Linked DNA regions of Homo sapiens: all the other regions are linked to region 1. A link is a contact called in ENCODE Hi-C or POLR2A ChIA-PET data. All regions are on one chromosome and are shown on one strand. The core of a region is the stretch at or near the end of the contact, and the rest is flanking DNA. Distances in the headings are between cores, read along the strand shown. Region 1 holds the start of DDI2 (DDI proteasomal shuttling factor 2). Region 2 holds the start of FHAD1 (forkhead associated phosphopeptide binding domain 1). Region 3 holds the start of HSPB7 (heat shock protein family B (small) member 7).

Region 1 (4,021 bases), core at 1,306-3,805:
ACACAATAAATCGTCTTTTATGATGGCTGTAACAAGAAATTTAAGTCAATTAAAGGGGGTGTCAGGTATCCCTTTGACTTAAATTTCTTGTTTCAGCCATCACAAAAAGTGCAGGAATGGAAACAACCTCAACCTCTGTCTTTTCCCAAGCCCTAACAACAAAATCAATTTACATTTTAATTTCTTATTTTCCCTACCAGCCGGTGATCATAACCAGGGTAATATAACAGCTAGAGGAAAAAACAATTGAAAAAGCCACTATCGGGCCGGGTGCGGTGGCTCACAGCACTTTGGAAGGCCGAGGCGGGCAGACCACGAGGTCAGGAGATCGAGACCATCCTGGCTAACATGGTGAAACCCCTTCTCTACTAAAAATACAAAAAATGAGTCGGGCGCGGTGGTGGGCGCCTGTAGTCCCAGCTACTCGGGAGGCTGAGGCAGGAGAATGGCACGAACCCGGGAGGTGGAGCTTGCAGTAAGCCGAGATCGCGCCACTGCACTCCAGCCTAGGCGACAGAGACTCCGTCTCGAAAAAAAAAAAAGAAAAGAAAAGAAAAGAAAAAGCCACTATCAAAAATTGAAGAGTTGTCCGGGAACGGTGGCTCACACCTGTAATCGCAGCATTTTGGGAGGCCGAGGCGGGCAGATCACTAGAGGTCAGGAGTTTGAAATCAGCCTGGTCAACATGGTGAAACCCCGTCTCTACTAAAAAAAAATTACAAAAATTAGCCAGGCGTGGTGGCGCGCGCCCGTAGTCCCAGTTACTCAGGAGGCTGAGGCAGGAGAATCGCTTGAACCCGGGAGACTGGGGTTGCAGTGAGTCGAGAACGCACCACTGCACTCCAGCATGGGCGACAGAGCAAGACTCCGTCTCAAAAACAAAAACAAAAAAAGAAAAAAAATTGAAGAGTTTATTTTCTCTATTTAAACAGTCCTTTCCTAGTTCTCCACATGAGGCATTCACTGACAGAACTGGTTCCTGAGCTTTTGTGGATTAACTTTTTAAATTCTTTCTGAACAGCTTTATGCCAAGGTTCTAAAGTTCACATTGTGTAAAGGAATCATACTTCTGAACAAAGTATTGACACGTGTTTACCATAAGACAGCAGAACAAGCTGCAGTTGGGCAATCGTTTTGTAAACTATTTCATAACTGCAGTAGAAAATCAAGATTTACTTGATGGAGACTTGGGAGACCTCTATAATTTTCTTAATGTTTAGACTATTTCCTCCAGGCTAAATTTATTAAGTCATGATCTAAGTGTTTTAGTGTAAAGTTTACAGCGTTAGTGTCACCGATTCTGTTTGATAAAGACTAGGGGCAGCCCCAAAGCATTTTGAGAATTACTTTGCTTAGTTAAAATATGAGAGGCTGAACTTCTTTCCAGCAAGCTGAGTAGGGAAATGAAACCACCAAACAGCACTGATACTAGGCCGTTTCCAAGCAAATATCCTTTTAAAGCATTGAGCTTTGAACTGACCCAAACTCTGAACTGTGACCTGAAAGAAAAAGGGCCTTCTGGCTTACTACCAGGGTAGAACCGAAACAAACAAACAGCTTGAGTTGAACCAATAGGTACTGTTTTTCAAAAGAATTTAACCAGAAACGCATGTGGTGGGTAAAGAGCATTTCCAAAGACCCCAAAATGAGGTAGTGCAAGTCTTAAACTTTTTCTTTCACCGGAAGTGCAAATCTGTGCATTTAAAGGTAAACTGCGTATATTTAAGCAGAAACCCTCTCCAGAAAAAAAAAAAAAAAAAAGCAGAGGAACATCTATCTACCACAGTGATCCAAACTGGTATTTCTGGTTTGCAGGATGTATGAATCCTAGCAAACCCAGGGCTGCTTCTGAGGTCCACAACGATATCCTACACTCGGGATTAGAAACAGGGAAGGGCCAAAGAGCCAAAGGTGGGGAGGGTTAGCGCTGCTCAACAGTCCACGCGCCCCTCACGCTGCAGTGGGTGCGTCTGCGGTCAGGTTCTCCGCTCCCTCTCCTCGTACCCCACCCCATGCTCGGAGTGTGTGAGGGCAGCTACTGATGCCAGCTCCCCAGCTCCTTTCCGGATGCGGGGGTGACCTGAGAATGGCTATCCTTGCTCCCCCCAGCCCCCAATTCTTCACCAGTAGCAAAGGGAGGGAGTGAGGCCCCGAGGCGGGGAGGGCTTAGCTCCGGGGCAGGCCCGGCTCGCTGCCCGGCGTACCTGGCTCTCGGCTGCGGGGATGCCAGACTCGAGCTCGCACAGCGCGCGGAAGTTGTGCAGCTCGAAGTCGGCGTCGACCTGGAGGGAAAAGGTCACCTCGGAGAGGTCCCTCCGCACACAGTACACGGTGAGCAGCATGGCCCGGGCCCGACCCGGCTCGGCTCGGCTCGGCCCGGCCTGGGCGCGGGGCGCAGGGGAAGAGGCGGCGGCGTGGCCTGGCTGGTGCTGCGGGAGGACGGCGCCGGCTGCTCGTTCGCTCGCTCGCTCCCTCCCTCACACACGCTCAGTGAGTCACTCCCTCCCGCCCTCACTAGCAAGCACGGCCGCCGCCACACGCCTGCGAGTCCGTCTGCCTGCCGGCCTGCCTCCCACGGCTGCCGCCAAGCGCGCCGGCCGCCCGGCGCCCCGCCCCGCCGCAACGCGGCTGCCGTAAAGCCCGCCTCGCCTTCCCCGCCTTCGCAACGCAGCGGGGGGCGGGGCCGGGAAGAGGAGGAGGAAGCCAGGAGAGGATAGGAGGGGGAGGAGTGGGAAGGGGGCGTGGAAGAGGAGAGGGAGGAAGGGCAAGAAAAGGGGAGGGAAGGAAAGGAACGCGGAGAAGGAAATCTCTGCTGACTGGTTGACTTAATGACAGAAGTCTGTGGAGGAGTCCCCGGTCTTATTTATTCACCGAACAGGCATTGATTAAGCGCCTACCATGTGTCGGGCGCTGGCGATGCAGAAATGAATAAAAGGATAAATCCTTCTCCGTAACTCTCAATCTAGTACAGGAGTTAGTAATAAAACATATTTTTCGAGGTAGAAATTGAGGCTCCGACAGAGTAATTCACTTCCTGTCTTAGTGATTTAGGATTGAAACCAAAATCATTACCCTCCCTAGTCTACAGAAGCCAGTTGGCTGTGGCCCACGCCTACCTCCCCAGCCCCTTCTTCCGAGCTCTTCCCACATTCTCTGCCCTCCCAGCCACATAGGTCAGTTCCTCCAAGGCTCCATTCCCCTGTCTTGTAAATAATTTTCTCTCTACTTGGACTGTGTCTGTTTCCTAGCCCTAGCAACTCCTACCACCTAGCGCAGTGCCTTTTTGGGCACAGCTTAGAATCTACTCAATAAATATTTGCTACTTTAATGGCCTGTTTTTAAGGCACACAGCTGATGAGTGGTAGAGGCCCAGAACTAAGGTGCGGATGAGTAAGAAAACCAAAACTGAAAGATGAACTTGTAATGGATGCCAGATTAGCATCTTTCCATTTACTCCCACTCCCCCTCCATGGTAGGGAGCCCTTTTCCATTTTAACAGGAGAGAAGGAGCAAATAAGATGGCTGTGGGTGCAGGTAAGTAGGTAGTAAGTAGGCTGTTGGTGGCAGGAAAGGGAGAATTAGCAGCTGAAGGCTTTTACAAAGAGAAATTAGAGGAGCTGGGCGCGGTGGCTCACGCCTGTAATCCCAGCACTTTGGGAGGCCAAGGCGGGCGGATCACAAGGTCAGGAGTTCGAGACCAGCTTGGCCAATATGGTGAAACCCCGTCTCTACTAAAAATACAAAAATTAGCCGGGCATGGTGGCGGACACCTATAGTCCCAGCTACTCGGGAGGCTGAGGCAGGAGGGTCACTTGAACGCGGGAGGCGGAGGTTGTAGTGAGCCGAGATCAGGTCACTGCACTCTAGCCTGGGAGACAGAGCGAGACTCTGTCTCAAAAAAAAAAAAAAAAAAGAGAAAGTAGAGGCACAGGGGAGTGAGAATGCTTATATCCCCTAGGAGCAACAGAAAGCTTGACTATCAGTGGCTTAAACAAACAAGGGTTTGTTTTCTCACAGGAGA
Region 2 (3,816 bases), core at 265-2,764, 370 kb after region 1:
GCTTGCACCTGTAGTCCCAGCTAATCGGAAGTCTGAGGCAGGAGAATCACTTGAAACCGTGCAGCAGAGGTTGCAGTGAGCTGAGATTGTGCCACTGCACTCTATCTAGCTTGGGAGACAGAGCAAGACTCTGTCTCAATTAAAAAAAAAAAAAAAAGGTCATCTCCTTCCAGGGCAAAGGTTGGGCACTGGCTAGCAGCCCCTTTTAAAAGACTGGAGTTTCCTGAGCTTGGGGTTCCTTAGCTGGGAAACAGACTCGCAGTGTGCACAGCATCCACCTGAGCTGTCCTGCATCACCCCGGGGTACTTGCAGGGCAAGGGGAACCAACGCAAACATGAGCTCACAGTGCCTGCTGTGCTGTGAGTAATAACATCCTTTGTCTCTGGTCCTGGAGTCTCTGGTCTTCTGCTAGCATCATTAAGCAGTGGCAGGCTAACTTAGCTTGCAAGTAGTGTAAAAATCTCAGACCCTTTGCATTTCCTCACAGTCTGTTCATTACTCCCCTCTGGCCCCCAGCGCTGCCATGCCTGACACATAGTGGTGCTCAGTAAATCATGAATGAATGAAAGTACAAAACAATGCTTAAAAGTAAGTCAGGGTAGCCTAAGAACCTCTGACAGTAACTACCTTTCATTTTCCCCTTCAGTATTTATCCTAGATGACATTCTGGAAAAAAAAAAAAAAGTCTATTTCTTTAGCTGAATGGGTTGGGCCCTATTTCCCCACTTTAATCTTGCCCTGTGCAGTCACTTTCCTACCTGAAAACACTGTAGAAAGTGATTAGATGCGTTAAACTCTGTAAATTAGTTCTAAGACACAGGGCACCGACCATGCAAAAGAGCAAAAGAGCTTCAGGCATCTGCACTCCCTGCTTATAGGTCACAAGTGAGATAGAGAAGCAAAATTTCTGTTGAGGGGTTACCAGATCTTAAGTGGCCTGGGAGCCCTAGAAATTCCTCAGTGTTGTATTTGGGAAGGGAGAGGTTAGGCAAGGGGGGAGTCTCTCTGACCGCCGGGTGGGTGTCGTTCGTAAGTCAGGGGCAGCAGGGATGCCCCTCCTAATCCCAGCTGTAACCCCCAGGACTTCCCAGAGTGGCATGGCTGGTGCCAAGGAGGGTCTAAGGCTCCCGGGGGCTTCCTCCGCGGGCGGGGTGGGGCCTGCATCTGGAAAGGAGGGGCTGGTGTTGGGGTAGCTACTGGGGTGCTCCTGGGGACCGGAGCCTGGATCCAGGAGGATGGGGCCGGGGAGCCACCCCTCCTCCTGCCAGGGCTAGTCCTCGCTGGGCCGCCCCTTCCGGTCCCCGGTCTCGGCCCGCCACCCCTTCCCGCGCCGCACTCACCTGGCGGGAGGAGGAAGCCCACGCTCCGACCTCCGCCGAGAGCCCTGCCAGCTCGGGAGGCGTCGGGCCAGCTCCGGGGCGAAGCCTCCCGGCCGCGCTCCCGCGGAGTCTCCAGCTCGCACCCGGCACCCCGCCCGCCCGGCCGGCCTGTGTACGCGCGTTGCCATGGCAACGCCGCCAGGCGCCGCGGGGTCCAGCCTAATAGATGAGGGCGTGGCCTGCGCGGCAGAGGGGGCGTGGCACCGTGCAGGGAACGCCCACTGGGTTACCGCCTGCTGAATGCTCCAGGCCCCACGAGCCTGCCCCATTTCACAGATAGGAAAGCGGAGGCTCAGAGGTCACAGAAATGGCCCAAGGTTTTACAGCGAGGAAGGAGCAGGGAGGAGATTTGATTCAAGAATCCTTTCCATTACCCCTCACTGTAAGCTGGATGCGTTGAGGGAGGGTCGGGGGCGATAGGGAGAGGTAGGAGATTGATGGAGCTGAACTCATGAGACCCTTGGAGGTTAGTATGCCCCCTGCCCTACCCAAATCTCTAGTCCTTTCCGTTACAGGCCAGAAAATAGAAAGAGTAAGAAGAGGGGATCTCTGGGAGTGGGGTGGGGATTGGGAAAGGGATGGGGTGGAATGAAAAATTTTGAAAGAATGAGGATTTCTTCCATGTGCTGGGGAAAAAATATTTCCAAACTCACAATCCTGCTGCCTCTGCTCCTCCCTGTTAAGAGTGACATTTATTCATTCTTTTGCCCTTTCTCTATCTCTGCAAACATCTTTTGAGTCCTATGAGTGTCACACGCTGATCCCAGAATACACCTGGAACAGTTACTGTCCTTAAGAAACCGCTTGTCAGCCGGCACAGGACTCGCGGGATGGAGTGTGTTGAGCAGATGTGCAAATCCTATCTCCCGCCACTATCTCCAGCAGGAAATCCTATCTCCTGCTGACTCTACCTGGAGAGTGATTCCTTTCACTGGCAGGAAATGGCTGACCAGACACCTCAAGAAAAACTCTAAACGTTTTTCTAAGAGAGATGAACTATGGCACATTCTACCCTAGTGATACGGTTTGGCTGTGTGTCCCCACCCAAATTTCATCTCGAATTGCACTCCCCACGTGTTGGAAGAGGGGCCTGGTGGGAGGTGATTGAATCATGGGGGCAGACTTCCCGCTTGCTTTTCTCATGATAGCGAGTGAGTTCTCATGAGATCTGATGGTTTAAAAGTGTGGCACTTCCCCCTTTGCTCTCTCTCTCTCCTGCTACACCATGTTACAACATGCTAGCTTCCTTGCTTCCCCTTGGCCTTCCGCCATAACTGTAAGTTTCCTGAGGCCTCCCTAGCAGTGCAGAACTGTGAGTCAATTAAACTTCTTTTCTTTGTAAATTATTCAGTCTCAAGGAATTACTTTATAGCAGTGTGAGAACAGACTAATACACCTAGTCAATAGGAAGAGGATCTGAGAGAGAAATCATGGACATCGATTTGTGGTGGAATATACAGTGAAGATGCTCAAACGTGCCTGGAGGCTTTTAGAAATGCGGACTTCTGGGCACAGACCCCAGAGATTCTGATTTAGCAGGCCTGGGACATAATCCAGGAATGTGCATTTGCAACAAGCTTGACAAAACCCTGATTTATGCAGCTGAACTGCAGAGACCTCTCCCGGAGCCTGTCCCTACAAATCTCTTCCAGGCCCTCAGTCTGGAAGGTTCTGCCTGGATCAGTTTCCTACAACCAGAAAGATTCTAGGCGTAAAATGTTAGGAGGGACCACAAGGGCTGGGACCCAAGTGATGGCTTCACAGGAACAGAGAGGGTCAAGCTCAGCTTCCCACACGTTTCTGCCTCAGAGCCTTTGCTCTTGCCCATTCCTCTGCCTGGAATGCACTTCCCCTCAAGAGTCTCCTTTGCCTTCTTTACTTTAGCTTTTTACTCACATATCATCTTTTCTAAAATTGGTTTTTTGAAACAATGAAACAACCACCATGAAATCTAATAAACAACAAAAAAGAGCAAATAAAAACAATAAGAACAGCAAAAGCAAATAAAAATAAGAACAACAAAAGCAAATAAAAATAAGAACAACAAAAGCACATCCAAACAAAATAAAAACCTCAACACTCTATCCCTCTTCCCTTCTTTTTGCCACTTGCTATAGTTAGAATATTTGACCCCTCCAAATCTCATGTTGAAATTTGCTCCTCAGTGTTGGAGGTGGGGCCTGGCGGGAGGTGCTTGGATCATGCGGGCGAATCCCTCATGGATGGCTTGGTGCTGTTCCTGTAGGGTGCATGAGTTCTCACTCTATCAGTTTCCTAAAGAGCTGATTGTTAGAAAGAGCCTGGCACCTCCCCCTCGCTCACTCTCACTTCCTCTCTCATCATGTGATCTCTGCACATGCAGGCGCTACTTTCTGCCAGGAGTGGAAGCAGCCTGAGACCCTCACCAGAGGCAGATGCTGGCACCATGCTTCTTGT
Region 3 (4,157 bases), core at 1,405-3,904, 400 kb before region 1:
CAAAATCAAAGATGTGTGTTGTGGGAGGTGGGATGGGAGTTGCCGCTCTGTATGGACTCGAGCCCACCTTCACCTTGGCCACCCCGACCTGTTGACTCTGCACAGCACCAGAACTGGCTGCCCTGTCAACATCCCGATTTCCAGTGTCTGGTCTGGGGCAGCTGCTGGCTACTGTCCCACAGCCAGCACTGCACGTCCACATCTACCCTCACCCCCCAGCCCTGTGTGCACCAGGAGGCTGAGAAGAGGGCAGCCAGGGTGGCTCAGCAGGATGACCGGTTTGAAGCCAGCACAGCTCTGCTGACCCTAACTCTTTCATCAACTAGAGCCTCAGTTTCCTCTTCTGTATGATGAGGTGAGCCTGGAAGCAGGGGCCTGTCTCTGCCTTATTCATCTCTGAGTCCTTCAGAGCCTAGAACAGTGCCCAGCACCTATTTATAGCAAGGTTTCAATGAATACCTACTGAGTGATGAGGGCTTCATCACTGGCCTATGAGCTGGCTGTGTGGGGAGCTGATGGGAAGAGATGTGAGGTCCCTTCCCCAGATCCCAAATCAAAATCCTGGGGTCCAAGGAAAGGGTCTGTGTTTGTGAAAAGCTCTCCTGGGTGACTGGGATTCAAAGGACTGCATCATCTTTGTAGCTCCTTCTGTCTCTGTGATCTGAAGGTAGAGGCAGGGGAATGTCCTTGATGACCTTTTGAGGTCCCTCTGGGTCAGTGAAGCCAGAGGATCCAGTATTTGTGTGGGTGATGCCTCGGGAAGGGGGAAAAAGGGGAGGAGGAATGGTGGGCGGGGGTGGGTAACGGGATCTGACATCCAGGGGCAGTGACTCAGGCCCTCAGCACCATGACAGTGTGTCTGCATTTAGCCACCGGCTCCTGTTTCCCTGGCGAGCGGCAGGCTCTGGGCCCCCCACCCCGCCCCACCCTCTCTCCATCTCACCTCAGTGCTGGTGGCTTCCCAGCTGCCCTAGAAACCCCTCAGCCAGGCTGGGTGTCACAGGCCCCGACACGGGCAGGAAACTCTGCCAGAGGCAACAGGCCCTGTTGCTCCAGGCAACAGCCTGGCCCGCCGCTGTGCCCTGTGCCCTGCTCTGCTTCCACTCCACATACCACCAGCACCGCTAATACCCCTGTAGAAGGAGCTCTCCAGGATGAAGCTCCAGACTGGGTTGTAGGGGGCTCAGACAAAAGAGAAACTGCCCGTCTTCAAGAACCTTCAATCTAATGGGGAGACAGGTGAACCCTCGCCCCCGTGGGAACTGCCAGTTGGATAGGGAAGAAGGGACACAGCAGAGAGTCACAGCACACAGGAAGACTATGTCACACTGCCAGGTGCTGTGGGAGGACAAAGACAGTCAGTGCTGGGGGCATCTGGACTGGGTGTGGGCCCATGTGAGCAGGAGCAGTCAGAGAGGCCTCCCTGGGGGAGGAGGCATTGGAGCTGATCTGGGACGGAAGGGACGGATTTGGAGAGGACAGCAGAGGCCCTTAACTGCAACCTGGGCAGAGCAGAGGGCCTGGCCGCCTCTCAGAATGGCCTCCACCCTGGCCCAGGGCAAGGTCAGTCCCAGCTTTGCTGAGCAAGCAGGTGGGTAGGGAGGGGCTTCTCTGGCTCTTCCGGGCCAGCCTGTCTCCATAGGCACATGTTCAAACCACCTCGGCCTCTGAAGGGCTTTGGGTCCAACACATCTAGGTTCGAATCCCAGCTCTGCCACTTACGCAACTGCGAGCCCCGCCCTTTCCAAGAGGCTTCGCTTCCCCGTCCGTAACATGGGAAGAGCCCCTCCACCCTCCCAGCTGTGTGGGGATCAAACGGGGCCGTGCTGGACAGCTTGCAGCCAGGAGCCCATGCCCAGAAGGCATTCTAGAACTCAGGGCTAGAATAATTGTCTTCCGGAATTCTCTTTTACCTCTGACTGAAATCCCACCTAAGGCGCTCGCAGGCATCACCTCTGACACAGAGATGGAGCAGACAGTTGCCGGGAACACAACCTTCTAGACCTTTAAGGAGAAAGCTGCCAACTTTGTCCTCTTGGGGCTGCTGAATGTTCTGAGAGTCAGAGGGAGTGCAGGCACAGAATCCAGGTCCCCATGGGGGCTGGCAGGGGACAGCTGCACATTTTACACCCCCTGGCAGGGCTCAACCTTTCCTTAGAGATGGGCTGTGAAGGTTGTCTGCCTTGAGGGAAGGAGCTCCTGACGTCACAGAGCGGTGGTGCTTCCACCTACCCTGTCCCCAAGGAGCCTGCACACTGATGGAGGAGGTACAGCCGTGGAGGAGAACCAGAGTCTGGAGGGGAGGCACAGTCCTCAGGAGCCCCCAGGCTGACGGGGGAAACAAAACACACAATAAACCCCAAACTTGCAAGGTTCTGGGGCAGGCACCGAGGTCCGAGTGGCAAGGAGACAGGATCCAGCCCTGTGCAGTGGTGAGGAGGCCCCTGGGGCTGCTGTGATCAGCCTGGAATGTCAGGCTGTGAGCTCAGCCCTCTCGGCCTGCGTGTCGGGCTGTCAGCAGGGCCGGCGCACGGGAGAAGATTTCCAGCCCCCTCTGGGCCATGGAGAGGCCTAAATTTAGCTAGTAGACAAGGGGCTGGCCCCAAGCCCAGGGACAGTCGGCCTTATAAAGCGGCCGCAGTCGGAGCCTGGCACGCTCGCCCAGAGGCCTGCGCCCACACCCTCTCCTGTCCAGCCCTCGCCCGCCTGGGCAGGGCCCGGCGCCGTCCGTGGATGAGCCACAGAACCTCTTCCACCTTCCGAGCGGAGAGAAGTTTCCATTCCTCTTCCTCTTCCTCCTCCTCTTCCACCTCCTCCTCGGCCTCCCGTGCTCTCCCGGCCCAGGACCCGCCCATGGAGAAGGCCCTGAGCATGTTTTCCGATGACTTTGGCAGCTTCATGCGGCCCCACTCGGAGCCCCTGGCCTTCCCAGGCAAGTGATCCGGGCCCTGAGGGGAGGGGAGGTGCACAGGGAGGGGACGTCTGCTCCAGGGCGCCACCGAAGGCGCTGTGGCTGCCGGTCGGCCTGGAACAGGTGCTGCACAGCCTGCAGCCATGTGTGGCCACCAAGACAGATGTGGCCACAGGGACAGATGTGGCCATGAAAACAGGTGGGCCTCTAAGGAACAGTTGTGGCCCTGGGGGTTGGACATGGTTCCATGGCCACCCATGCTCTGTAACCACAGCCAATCCCAGCTGGAGCCCTGGAGGGCTGGATGGGTGAGCGGTGGGGGGCAGCCCCCAGGCTCCAGGCCTGGGGTGGGGTTGTTACAGACCTAGCCTCATATACACACACACTGTGCTGGGTGAGGCCCCACCCCCACCCCAGAAAAGGTGGGCTGTAGGAATGAGGAGGAGCTTAGGGAGAAACAGCTAGGGGGGAGGTAGGGCCTGGGGGAGCCGCCCCTTGCCCCAAGAGAAGGAGCCAGAACCCCCGGATCTGCATGCAAGGCCTGCTCCATGCCTCGCTCACAGCAGCCCATCCCACAGCCCGCCCCGGTGGGGCAGGCAACATCAAGACCCTAGGAGACGCCTATGAGTTTGCGGTGGACGTGAGAGACTTCTCACCTGAAGACATCATTGTCACCACCTCCAACAACCACATCGAGGTGCGGGCTGAGAAGGTGAGCCCCCCACCCCCTACTCACCGCATCCCAAATTCTGCTCCTGCCTCCAATGTCTCCTACTCCCCCTTACCATCCTGGGACCCCAGACCCTGGCCAGTGTCCCTTCCCCACCCAAACTCCCCCAGGGCTAACTGAAGGCCTTGTCCCTGCAACCCATGGCCATGGGGCCCCCTCACTGCCTCTCTTTGCACCGAGGTTCCCAGATCCTTTCTTCCAGGGCCTGAGCAGCTGAGGGAGCCTCCGAGGAATGGGAGAGGGATGGAGGGATGTGGGCAGAGGGAGCCTGAGGGGGTGGGGCTTGAGGGTGGGAGATGACAGGTGTGAGATGGTGATGGCAGAGTGAGGACAGCTCCTCTGGTAGCTATAGGGGGGCGGATGCGGGTAGGTGGGGAACTCACCTGGGCAGTGGGGGGAGGGGTTTCTCCATGTGACCCACCTCAAGCCCTCTTCCCTCCCACAGCTGGAGACCCATCCCCCATCTTGGGACCCCTAAATTAGGCCCGAGGCTGGGCAGGGGCCCTGCAGTTTCGG

Evidence for each region. Hi-C counts contacts between places; a loop is a spot of excess contacts on that map. ChIA-PET counts read pairs that join two places held with the same protein, here RNA polymerase II (POLR2A). Pooled maps may share reads with other maps.
Region 2: a map of breast epithelium shows a loop between it and region 1 (19-fold over the local background). The contact joins the promoter of FHAD1 here to the promoter of DDI2 in region 1. A Hi-C loop is called at or near these places in 1 of 168 maps with a recorded cell type or tissue (breast epithelium), 1 of 37 single-sample maps with no recorded cell type and 5 of 50 pooled maps. POLR2A ChIA-PET finds 5 or more read pairs at or near these places in 3 of 52 experiments (HEK293T, activated CD4-positive, alpha-beta T cell and activated T-cell).
Region 3: a loop to region 1 is called in a map of gastrocnemius medialis, with 3 times the contacts of the local background. The contact joins the promoter of HSPB7 here to the promoter of DDI2 in region 1. A Hi-C loop is called at or near these places in 2 of 168 maps with a recorded cell type or tissue (chondrocyte and gastrocnemius medialis) and 3 of 50 pooled maps. POLR2A ChIA-PET finds 5 or more read pairs at or near these places in 2 of 52 experiments (H1 and activated CD4-positive, alpha-beta T cell).

The regions. Positions count from the first base shown.
Region 1 is chr1:15,615,992-15,620,012 of GRCh38, reverse strand. DDI2 (DDI proteasomal shuttling factor 2) reads right to left here and starts at 2,555. Exons shown (of 10, transcript NM_032341.5): 1 at 2,205-2,555. The coding sequence starts at 2,342. RefSeq lists a silencer at 2,232-2,801.
Region 2 is chr1:15,244,921-15,248,736 of GRCh38, reverse strand. FHAD1 (forkhead associated phosphopeptide binding domain 1) reads right to left here and starts at 1,514. Exons shown (of 34, transcript NM_001391957.1): 1 at 1,342-1,514. RefSeq lists silencers at 1,249-1,488, 1,506-1,679.
Region 3 is chr1:16,016,540-16,020,696 of GRCh38, reverse strand. HSPB7 (heat shock protein family B (small) member 7) reads left to right here and starts at 2,654. Exons shown (of 3, transcript NM_014424.5): 1 at 2,654-2,932; 2 at 3,490-3,623. The coding sequence starts at 2,734. RefSeq lists enhancers at 2,361-3,105, 3,106-3,852.